3 separate regions of the Homo sapiens genome follow, and all the other regions are linked to region 2. A link is a contact called in ENCODE Hi-C or POLR2A ChIA-PET data. All regions are on one chromosome and are shown on one strand. Each heading gives the region's core, a stretch centred on a gene start or an enhancer-like site at or near the end of the contact. The rest is flanking DNA. Distances are from core to core; before and after follow the strand shown. Region 1 holds the start of MELK (maternal embryonic leucine zipper kinase). Region 2 holds the start of GNE (glucosamine (UDP-N-acetyl)-2-epimerase/N-acetylmannosamine kinase). Region 3 has its middle 14 kb from the start of SPAAR.

Region 1 (3,844 bases), core at 1,322-3,821, 310 kb before region 2:
TACATTACAAACTCCTACACTAATAGCAGATTATACTTGATTTGTAAATCTTTGTGAATGTGGAGCTGGTTCTAAATATTCTCATGTGCCCTGTTTATCCTCTAGAGTTTGTTAATATAGAATACAGAAAAGCCTTGAGAACAGAGTAACCCAACTTTGTAGCTGCTGAAGGAGGTATATTATCAGTCAACGCGGAAGACAGCCTCTCAACTGTGAATAATGAAGAAGGAAATTAGACCCCAATCAGACACCTGAGTGCCCTTCTGGGCTTGACTAAATAAATAGAAGAATTGGGGGTATATATAATTGGGTTTTGTTTTTGTTTTTGTTTTTGAGACGGAGTCTTGCTCTCTTGCCCAGGCTGGAGTGCAGTGGCGTAATCTCGGCTCACTGCAACCTCCGCCCTCTGAGTTCAAGCAATTCTGCCTCAGCCTCCCAAGTAGCTGGGATTACAGGTGTGCGCCACCACGCCCGGCTAATTTTTTGTATTTTTAGTAAAGATGGGGTTTCACCATCTTGGCCAGGCTGGTCTTGAACTCCTGACCTCACAATCCATCTGCCTCGGCCTCCCAAAGTGCTGGGATTACAGGCGTGAGCCACCGCGCCCGGCCTATAATTGGGGTCTTTAACTTCTCAGAAGAGCAAGGAATTGGGATAATGAGAAGACGTTTATGGTTAAATTTTAAAGGATAGCAACAAATTGGGGGCATTTTTTAACAATATTATTTGGGCTATTCTATTACTTGCCGCATAAATACATTTACCTTATCTACAGAGCTTGGAAAGACACTGATGCTGAGGATAATTTCAAACAGGAAGTAGAATACAGAATGGTTTTTTGGGTTTTGTCTGTTTATTTGCTTGAGACAGGGTCTCGTTCTGTCACCTAGGCTGGAGTGCAGTAGCTAGATCTCGGCTCACCGCAACCTCCGCCTCCTGGGTTCCAGAGATGCTCGTGCCTCAGCCTCCCCAGTTGCTGGGATTACAGGCATGCGCCACCATGCCCGGTTAATTTTTTTTTTTTTTTTTTTTTTTGTATTTTTAGTAGAGACGGGGTTTCGCCATGTTGGCCAGGCTGGTCTAGAACTCCTGGCCTCAAGTGATCCGCCCACCTCGGCCTCCCCAAGTGCTGGGATTACAAGCGTGAGCCACCACGCCGGGCTCAGAATGGTTTATAATGTGGCCTGTAACACATTTAATTAGCATCCTGCCCTGCTCCCTTGCAAAGGCTTCTGGGAGCACCAACAATGAGGCACTCATTGGGATTGATCTGCCCATCTAGTTGGTCCACAGTAGTTACACAGAAAGGACAGACCCTTGGGAGAAACAAGCCCACGAAGGCCCAGTAAGGGCTTTTCTGATTTTTCTGATTTTCTAGCCAGACTCCATGGGAAACAGAAACCAAAATTTAAACCAAAGTTAGGAACACTGGCCTCTAAACAACAATCCAGGCTCCTGATACTCACCTCATTCCACTAACAAAGGAGAAATACCAAAGGTAATTACCCGTCCTAAGTGCTAGGGACCTGATTCCTCTCTTGGGCAGCCTTCCCTGAGTCTACCCTTTCCAGCTCCCACAACCCTACACCAGGTTTCTTGGTGGGAGCAATCCTGCTGCTCCTATTACTGATACAGCATTCGGTGAAAATTCCCCTTTTAGGCCGGGCGTGGTGGCTCACGCCTGTAATCCCAGCACTCTGGGAGGCCAAGGCGGGCGGATCACCTGAGGACACGAGCTGGAGACCAGCCTGGCCAACGTGGTGAAACCCCGTCTCTACTAAAAATACAAAAAATGAGCCGGGCGTGGTGGCGGATGTCTGTAAGCTCAGCTACTCGGGAGGCTGAGGCAGAAGAATCGCTTGAACTTGGGAGGCGGAGGTTGCGGTGAGCCGAGATCGCGCCATTGCACTCCAGCCTGGGCAACAAGAGCGAAACTCCGTCTTGAAGAAAAAGAAAAAAAATTCCCCTTTTAGTGTGAGCCTCTGAAGCCACTACTCTGGGGAGATGATAGGAGAGGATGGATTTGGACTCTGAAAAGGTAGTGATAACACATCTCCTTTTTTATTGCACTGCCCCAGTAAACTGAGTTGTACAAACAGAAAAAACTCGAAACCCTTCTGTCAACTTTTTTCGCGGGGAAGAGTCACGGAAACTGGAAACGGGAAATGGGAATTCACGTCTATCGCAGCCTCCTAGGTGGCAAACGCTTAGCCTGAACACCTCTTCAATAACCCTGTTAAGTAGACACGGTCATTATCCCCACTTACGGAGAAGAAAACCGCGGGTCGGAAAGGTCAAATATCTTATCCAGGGAACAGGGCTGGTAAAGCGCGGGGCTCCGATGAAATCCTCCAGTCTCCCGAGAGCCAGGAGCAAACTGGGTTTGGGCCGCTGCGCCCCGCACAGCCCAGACCCCAGCCATCAACTGCGACTGCGGCGGGCAGGCGGGAGAACTGACCTGAGGGGCGGAGGGCACGGCTGAGCGGCGCCCGACAGAAGGACAGGGGCCTGCTGTCCTGAGAGACGCGGCTGGTACGGCGTTCCTAAGAATCTTTTCGATCGCCGGGTTGTGGCCGCTTCCGCCCGCCAAGGGAATCAAATCTCCCGGGCCGGAAGGGGCGGGGACGCGGCGGGGGCGCGCGCGGCGCCGGATCCCAGGGAAGCGGACGCGCACGGCAGGCGGGGGCGCGCACAGTGCCGGGGGGTTCTCACCGGGGCAACGGCTCGCGGTCGCTGTGGAGCCGTGAAAGGGATGGCCGGGAGGTCCACTGGGCTGCGAGGGGTGACTTGAGGCCTTGGTCTTGCCCCGGAGGGCACGTGATGATTTTCCAGGTGGCGTGGATATGCCAAGTCTCCACAGAACCCAACTTTCTTACGTTCTCTTCCTAAAATTGACGTGCCCTCTGGCAGTCACAGTTCTCATTTTCGTCCTCCCTTGCCCACTGGCCGTTCTCCCACCCAGCAAAGACAGGAATACCTCCCCCTCTCCAAAATGTGTTGCCACGAGGAATAAGAACCCCAGTAGCTGAGACTACAGGCACGCGCCACCACGCCTGGCTAAATTATTTGTGGGTAGAGACGGGATCTCGCTATGTTGGCCAGGCTGGTCTCGAACTCCTGGGCTCAAGCGATCCTCCCGCCTCAGCCTCCCAAAGTGCTGGGATTACAGGCGTGAGCCACTGTATCCGGCCCAGAAAATCTTTAGACAAATTAAACTTTACAGAGTTGAATTGACCAAAGAATGAGTCCAAAATCCAGTAATCCCTGGAACCAAAATAGGTTCAGAGTGATTCGGGCTGCCATATGTTCAAATAACATTTATGGACAGAAAAAGGAAAATGACTTACAGAAATTGCAGTCAAGTATGGAAACAGCTGGATTGGTTGCAACTCAACCTCTGACTATTTTGAGCACTGTTTAAACAGTTGGCCACCTGTGATTGGCCAAAACTCCGCTGCTGTGATTGACTGAGACTCGCTACTTGTTACAAGGTTACAGTCTCTTTACACATTTACAATTGTAGTTGTCTACAATTCACTATGTATGGAGAAACTGTTAGGCCAGGTGCAAAGGCTCACATCTATAATCCCAGCACTTTGGTGGGGGGGCGGGGGCAGATCATTTGGGGTCAGGAGTTCGAGACCAGCCTGACCAACATGATGAAACCCTGTCTCTACTAAAAATACAAAAAATTAGCCGGGCTTGGTGGCGCGAGCCTATAATCCCAGCTACTCAGGAGGTAGAGGCAGGAGAATCTCTTGATTCTCTCTGCTGGGAGGCAGAGGTTGCAGTGAGTAGAGATCGTGCCACTGCACTCCAGGCTGGGCAACAGAGCAAGACTCCG
Region 2 (3,750 bases), core at 1,130-3,629:
TGCGATCTCGGCTCACTGCAAGCTCCGCCTCCCAGGTTCACGCCATTCTCCTGCCTCAGCCTCCCGAGTAGCTGGGACTACAGGCGCCCGCCACCACGCCCGGCTAATGTTTTGTATTTTTAGTAGAGATGGGGTTTCACCATGTTAGCCAGGATGGTCTCGATCTCCTCACCTTGTGATCCGCCCGCCTCGGCCTCCCAAAGTGCTAGGATTACAGGCGTGAGCCACCGCGCCTGGCCAATTTGTGTTGTTTTAAAGACCCTAATTTTGTGGTAATTTGTTACAGCATATGTGAAACTAATACACCATTTATAGTCTGGTGAGTCTGTCTTCAGATTCATATATCTCACTGCACATTTAATAGCTTCATGTGGCTCACAGGCATCTCAATCATAACATGCCCTAAATTAAAACTTTACTTTTTTCTTCCCAAACCAGGTCACTCTCCCAGCCTTTCTCATCTTAGCACACAACCAACCACCCAATTCCTAATGGCAGAAACCTGGAAGTCATTTCTTTCTTTCTTTCTTTTTTTTTTTTTTTTTAAGAGATGAGGTCTCGATCCAGCACCCAGGCTGGAGTGCAGTGGTTTGATCGAGCTCACTGTTGCCTGGAACTCCTGAGCACAAGCGATCCTCCCACCTCTGCCTTCCAAAGTGCTGGGACTGCAGGTGTGAGCCACCACACCTGGCCCGGAGGTCATTCTTGAGTCTTTTTCCCTGTCATCCCCTTATATCTAACCTATAATTAAGTCTCATCAATTTTACTTCCAAAATAAACATCATATCCATCCACTTCAGTTGAGTTTCACTGCTACCAATCCATTCTCCACAGAGCAGCCAGTGTGATTTAAAAAAGAAATCTGGGCCTGGTGTGGTGGCTCATGTCTGTAATCCTAGCACTTTGGGAGGCCAAAGTGGGCGGATCACCTAAGGTCGGGAGTTTGAGACCAGTCTGGCCAACATGGTGAAACCCCCGTCTCTACTAAAAATACAAAAATTAGCCGGGCATGGTGGTGTGTGCCTGTAATCCCAGCTACTCGGGAGGCTAAGGCAGGAGAATTGCTTGAACCTGGGAGGTGGAGGTTTCAGTGAGCTGAGATCGTACCACTGTACTCCAGCCTGGGCGATAGAGTGGGACCCTGTCTCAAAAACAAACAAACAAACAAAAAAGAAATCTGATAGCACTTCCTTGCAAAAATCCCTTAATGTCTTTTCTTTTGTGGCTAATGTGACCTTTTCGTGGCTCCAAGCTAGCCACAGGAGAACTAAGAGTTCATAAGTATTTTACAAATTAGAGCTTCATTATTAATTGAAATGCATCACAAACTGCAGTTTGATGAGATTTGAAATTTGCTGTACAGCAAGAAATCTCAATGAACTGTTAGACTTAGTTTCACCTGTGGTAAATTTTTAATGGTTGTAAAAAAAAAAAGATGTTAATATTTTGTATCATCAACTTCATTCAAAGTTTCTTGTCAATGGTGACTCAGGAATCTGTTGCCCAGGTTGGTCTCGAACTCCTGGCCTCAAGCTAGCCTTCTCACTTGGCTTCCTAAAATGCTGGGAGTGACTCAGAAATTTGAAAGGGTCATTAAAAAGTCTTAAAGCCTGATTCGGTGGCATGGTCCTGTAGTCCCAGCTACTCAGAAGGCTGAAGCCAGAAAAGATGGCTTGAGGCCAGGAGCTCGAGTGCTGCCTGGACAACATAGTGAGACCCTTGTCTCAAAAACAACAGCAACCCAAAGTCTTATTTATCTTCAGGAGCTGCGCAAGCCCTTTACCACCGCCACGTTTCTCCCTGGATGTCCCTAGGCCTCGGGACTGGCTGGGAGTTCCCTGTAGTGGAGGCCGCCGCTGAACTGATTATAAAGATGAGAGAGGCTCTGCCATGCCTTGGTCATCAATTCACACTCCACCAGTGTCTTCTAGCAGTCACGGCAAGGGTTAACGTCAGGGACCGCTGTGGGGTGGCCGCGCTACACGACAGTATAGTTGCGGTCCTGGTTTATGAAATAACTGAGGGAACAAGAGGCGCAAGAAATCCCTCCTTGGGTGCAAGACCAAAACAACTACCCAGCGGGAAGACTCGGGCTTCAGTGCGTGTGTCGCCAGTGGAGGAGGACGCTTCGGGGCGGGAGCACAAGCTGGCAGGACAGCCCCGCAGCAGCTCCAGCGCGGCAGAGGCCATGGAAGATGGTCCGCTGGTCAGCACCCTGCCTGCGCCTCAAAATACCGCCGGGAAGGTGGGGGACGGGGACGGGAGCAGCCAATCACGCGAGCTCTCTCGGGTGGCGTCAGGGCGCGATCGCGGATTCGGCACTCCGGGTGGGCGTGGCTGGGCGAGCGAGGAGTGGGGACAAGGTCGAGCGACGAGTCGTCTACCCGCGCGCCCGAGCGCGGAAACCGAGGGGCAGGCTCGCGCTCTGCCTGCTTCGTGGCGCTTGGTTCGTCCCTCGCCCGAGGAGCGCGGTGGCGGCGTGGGAGGGAGCCTCTGACGGCGTCTGGTGAGAGCCGCGCGGCGGCGTGGGACTCCGGGAGAGCATCCTGCCCACCCCCAGGGCCGCCTCCCCCGGCCTCCTGCCCCAGGCCTCCCCTCCCCGGCCGCTTTCCACCCCACCGCGCCCCGAGGCCCACACTGGACCCGGCTCTCGCCCAATGTCCTGCAGGCCTCACCATAGGGCACCTCTTTGGCCCAATTCAGGGCTCCGCCGTGTGGCTCGGGGTGGGCCCTGATGAGCAGGGGAGGGGATGTAGAGGGAGGCCCAGGTTGACTTGTCCCCTGGAACAGTGCTGTCCAATCAGGGGGGATGCTGACTGTCCCGTTAGGAGCGGGGCGGGGCGAGAGAGGGTGGAGAACTGCCTGGCAGGCGAGCTGTCCTGGCGTGAAAAGGCTGGGCTAAAAGGTCCCCTCCCTGCTCTGAGTCTACATTCTGAGTCTGGGCTTCCTTGTATATTTGAGAAACGTTAATTCCCCGCCCTCACCCCAATTTTTTTTTTTTTTTTTTTTTTTTTTTTTTTTTTTGAGACTGAGTCTCGCTCTGTCGCCCAGGCTGGAGTGCAGTGGCGCGATCTCGGCTCACTGCAAGCTCCGCCTCCCAGGTTCACGCCATTCTCCTGCCTCAGCCTCCCGAGTAGCTGGGACTACAGGCGCCCACCACCACGCCCGGCTAATTTTTTGTATTTTTAGTAGAGACGGGGTTTCACCATGTTAGCCAGGATGGTCTCGATCTCCTGACCTCGTGATCCGCCCACCTCGGCCTCCCAAAGTGCTGGGATTACAGGCGTGAGCCACCGCGCCCGGCCCCTCCCCCCAGTTTTACGCTTGTAAAATTGTTAGAACACAAGAACGTATTTTTTACTACTCTGGTAGGAGGGGTGGGGTACAGTTTCGCAGTATAGGTAACTCGTTAACCCAACTGTAGGAGCGCCGCAGTTGAAGCCAAACCGAATTATAGCGTCGGAATGGGGCCCTGACTTTCAGACAGCTTTATATAGCTCTTTCCTTCTTATTCCTTTGAGTCCCATCCTCATTGCACTGATGAAAGGGCGATTTATCATGTTTTCGAGGAAGATTTGTACTCATGGATGTTTATGGAATGAACAGACACAAGGCAAACACTGGGTGTGGGACAGTGTTCTGAGCGCTGAAGTCATTCAGACAAGGGTTTGATTTTCGGTTCTCTCAATGATGAACTTGGGTTCAAGTAATTCTCCTGCCTCAGCCTCCCAAGTAGCTGGGATTACAGGC
Region 3 (3,654 bases), core at 193-2,692, 330 kb after region 2:
GGGTCTCCCTGTGTCGCCCGGGCTGGTAACTCCCGGGCTCAAGAGATCCTTCCACCTCAGCCTCCCAAAGTGCTGGGATTACAAGCATGAGCCACCGTGCCTGGCTGAGACCTGGAAAATGTTATAGACAGGTAGGTACCAATACATAGGCTGGTATATGGGAACTGCTGCTCAGTTAATGACTCCTTCTGCATCCTTTGATTAAATATTCCCAGCAGTGGAGAGTTGCTATCAAAAAGCTACCTCCATCCAGTTCTGATGGGTAGGAGGTTTCTCTTTAATTTAGGGTAAAGTTGGCAGCCTCCACCTTTGGGTTCTGGTTTTGGCCTAGAGCCCTCTGTGAGGAAGGCTAAATCTTTTTTACTTAGATGTGTGAAAGCAGCTCTCAAACCCAATCCCAACTCCTGTAAGTTCTTCCTAGACTGAATCCCCAGCTCCTTCAGCCAGTTCCTAAACCATTCACTGGCAGAGCAATAAGGTACGTTCCAGCCTTTGAGTGGTCTGGTTCCTACAAACTAAAGACCACAGGCATAGAGGCCAGGCGCAGTGGCTCCGACCTGTAATCCCAGCACTTCAGGAGGCCAAGGCAGGTGGATCACTTGAGCTCAGGAGTTCCAGAGCAGCCTAGGCAACACGGCAAAATTCCGTCTCTAGAAAAAATACAAAACTTAGCTGGGCGCAGTGCTGCATGCCTGTAGTCCCAGCTACTCAGGAGGCTGAGGCGAGAGGATCATTTGAGCCCAGGAGGCAGAGGTTGCAGTGAGCCGAGATTTCACCACTGCATTCCAGCCTGGGCGACGGGAGTGAAACCCTGTCTCGAAAAGAAAAGAAAAGGTCATAGTCATTTGTGAAAAGACCTTTGAGTATTAAAAATCTGAAAACTTCTTTTACCAACTTAGAGGAGTATAAAAGCTTATTCATCAGCCTTCTTGGCAGATGGGAAGACAGGCATGCATGAAACCACAGCCTCTTCTATTCCAAATGTATCATCCATTATCACTAGATGCAGCTGCCTCCCCCACACTCTCTGAGTCACTGGGTAATGCTACAGTCTTTCATTTTCACCTCCATTACAAACCTTTCAAGGATTCTTGCTAGTAGCTTTTGCTTTCACTAGGAACTTCCCAAAGGCAAAATTACAACAAATTATTTGTAATGATCAAATTGGCTTTTATTTGTGATTCTAGAATCAGGCAACACCTCATTCTACGAAATAGAATGAGTATTCCAGTGAAGTGGGCAGAGAAGTTTGGCTTTATGGATAAAAGAGGGCTGAAGAAAGCAGAAACAGGGAACAAAAAGCAGATTGGTCATTTCAAAGTTGCTTTCCTTATAGGGTTAAAGCAGAGGGCACTTTTTATTGTGCTGATTCAGGGTGACTGGAAGCTCCTGCGTTTTTGGAAAACTGCCTCATTTCAAAGTCCGGTTTGATGACTTGGCAGTTAGCACAGGTGACTCTGCTCTGGTTTGATCTGCTCTGCTAGGGCCAGTGTAGGAGGCTAGTCCAAAACAATGGCCTCCCATAAACTATGTAACAGAATACAATGCACTGGTGTGCTGTTTAATTTGTTTCAGTTATGAGTGATAGAAAACCACATATCAATAGTGGTTTAAATAAGACTGTTTTGCTTTGGTATAAAAGCCTGGAAGAAGGCAGTATAGGACTGATATGGGCTCCCACAGTATCAGGAACCCAGGCCCCTTTTATCTTATTGTTCCCCCAAATGGGGCTTCTACTCCCAAGGCCACTCTGGTCCAATCTGACTTCTGTAGCTCCAGCCATTATATCTACATTCTGGCCAGATAAAGGAGAAAAAACAAAGAAGAGTATTCCGCCTCTATTTAAGGACATTTCCCAGAAGTCACACACCACTTCTACTGGCCATTCCTAGTTCCAAGAGGGACTGTGTTGATGTTATTGTTGTTTTTCTAATAAGGAAAAAGAGGAAAACTGAGGTTAGGAGACAAGTAGACCCCTGTGCACAGGGTCAGACATAAAGTCAAATGATCACCGATGCAGCTCTGGTGCGGCCTCTCTGAAAAATCACCAAACTTAACACCAAATCCTAAGGACTCCATACCTCAAACCCCTTAAAATGAGATCAATGAAAATGAGCGGTGGCCAAAATTGGGACCCAGGAGAATGTATCCAGTAGGATCACGATCAGTCAAGCAAATAGGTTTTACTTGGGTTTCCTGGATTTGTGTTGTGTTTTGTTTTGCTTTGTTTGAGATGGAGTCTCCCTCTGTTGCCCAGGCTGGAGTGCAGTGGCACAATCTCGGCTCACTGCAACCTCCATCTCCCGGGTTCAAGTGATTCTCCTGCCTCAGCCTCCCGAGTAGCTGGGACTACAGGCGCGCACCACCACGCCCAGCTAATTTTTATATTTTTAGTACAGATGGGGTTTCACCATGCTGGCCAGGATGGTCTTGATCTCTTGACCTCATGATCCACCTGCCTCAGCCTCCCAAAGTGCTGGGAATACAGGCACGAGCCACCGTGCCCGGCCAGATTTGTGTTTTTATGCAGGAATTCCTTCCCAGCATTTCTCGGAAATACTGTTTTTCCAAATGCCAATTCCTGAGAAAAAGAAGTTAAGACATCTAGGAACCTGGTAAGAGTGTTTTTGTGTGAGAATTAAAGCTTAGCAATCAACATGTTGAACTAGATGTGACTAGTTCAAAGGAATCCACTGACACCAAATCAAAAGCGAGAGTAGAAAATACTGAGGCACCCATAGGAAAGTTAAGTTCTGAATGGAACTGGGGAGTAGAGGAGAGAAAAGGCCATCATCTAATCAGTCTTCCGACTGCTGTTGCCAGGGTAGAGGTGGTGGTGGGCTAGCGCTGGCTCAAGAAGAGCCAGTTGTATGCTGCTCTTCCCAGCTCTCAGTGACATCCCCTCGGTAGCTGGGCATTGACCATTGTGGGAACATTTATGCCTCCCCTCAGAATTTGGCAAACCCTACATATAAGGGTTTTTTTTTTTTTCTCCAGGAGAGTCAGTTTACCAGCACACACTGGTTATAAGTGTGTGTTTGTGACCTGGTCTGCTTCTAATGGTAAGTCATTTTTGCAAATAAAACAAATATTGGTAAGTTTGTACACATAGGATACTTATACAAGTCCTATGAGCAGTGTCGGAAAAAAATAACAAATTTTGAAAGCAAAATAAGTCTTGAAACTGGCAATTCCAACAAGTGATTCTATGAACCTTGTTAGTGAGTCTGAATGTTAGTTATTTGAACACTTCCCAGTAATGATTGCTGGCATTTCCACGTGTTGAATATTCATTATAGGCTACAGTTCTTTGTAAATACTTTAACAGAAGAGATGCAAAAAGAAGACGTGATTGCTGTTATAGAACACTCCAGAAGGAAATCAGAAATTGCTCTAAAATCTGAATTAGCAAGAGCAATATTGATCTCAATGGCAAAATCAAGACCAGAGTAAGCAGACCAAAAAGTAAAAATAAAAATAAAGCATCATTTAAAAAGGAAATGAGCTTCTATAAAACAACATGTACCCTAATGGCTAACCTGAAGATGTTAGGGGCACACTCAACCAACATCAATGAAAAATGAAAAAACAAAAAAGTTTCCTACATCTAGAATATTTGTCACAAAACAAAGATCAAAACTATCAGATAGAGCA

What was found. A loop is a pair of places that touch in the nucleus more often than their neighbours do. ChIA-PET counts read pairs that join two places held with the same protein, here RNA polymerase II (POLR2A). Pooled maps may share reads with other maps.
Region 1: a loop to region 2 is called in a map of CD8-positive, alpha-beta T cell, with 13 times the contacts of the local background. The contact joins the promoter of MELK here to the promoter of GNE in region 2. A Hi-C loop is called at or near these places in 6 of 168 maps with a recorded cell type or tissue (B cell, CD4-positive, alpha-beta T cell, CD8-positive, alpha-beta T cell and 1 more), 19 of 37 single-sample maps with no recorded cell type and 21 of 50 pooled maps. POLR2A ChIA-PET finds 5 or more read pairs at or near these places in 1 of 52 experiments (activated CD8-positive, alpha-beta T cell).
Region 3: a pooled map shows a loop between it and region 2 (2.9-fold over the local background). The contact joins the enhancer-like site here to the promoter of GNE in region 2. A Hi-C loop is called at or near these places in 1 of 168 maps with a recorded cell type or tissue (ascending aorta) and 2 of 50 pooled maps. POLR2A ChIA-PET finds 5 or more read pairs at or near these places in 1 of 52 experiments (AG04450).

What each region holds. Positions count from the first base shown.
Region 1 is chr9:36,571,622-36,575,465 of GRCh38, reverse strand. It overlaps MELK (maternal embryonic leucine zipper kinase), which reads right to left and starts at 2,571. Exons shown (of 18, transcript NM_014791.4): 1 at 2,459-2,571. RefSeq lists a silencer at 2,490-2,769 and an enhancer at 3,353-3,844.
Region 2 is chr9:36,257,077-36,260,826 of GRCh38, reverse strand. It overlaps GNE (glucosamine (UDP-N-acetyl)-2-epimerase/N-acetylmannosamine kinase), which reads left to right and starts at 2,379. Exons shown (of 12, transcript NM_005476.7): 1 at 2,379-2,506. It overlaps LOC124902150 (a long non-coding RNA gene), which reads right to left and starts at 2,217. Exons shown (of 3, transcript XR_007061473.1): 1 at 2,076-2,217. RefSeq lists an enhancer at 1,949-2,178 and a silencer at 2,479-2,638.
Region 3 is chr9:35,921,784-35,925,437 of GRCh38, reverse strand. No RefSeq gene overlaps it. Among named protein-coding and RNA genes, the nearest start is that of SPAAR, 14 kb to the right of the region's middle. RefSeq lists an enhancer at 968-2,167. Within about 2 kb of position 1,442, at least 14 of the 41 ENCODE cell types and tissues checked have a DNase peak (open chromatin) inside an H3K27ac peak, as active enhancers do.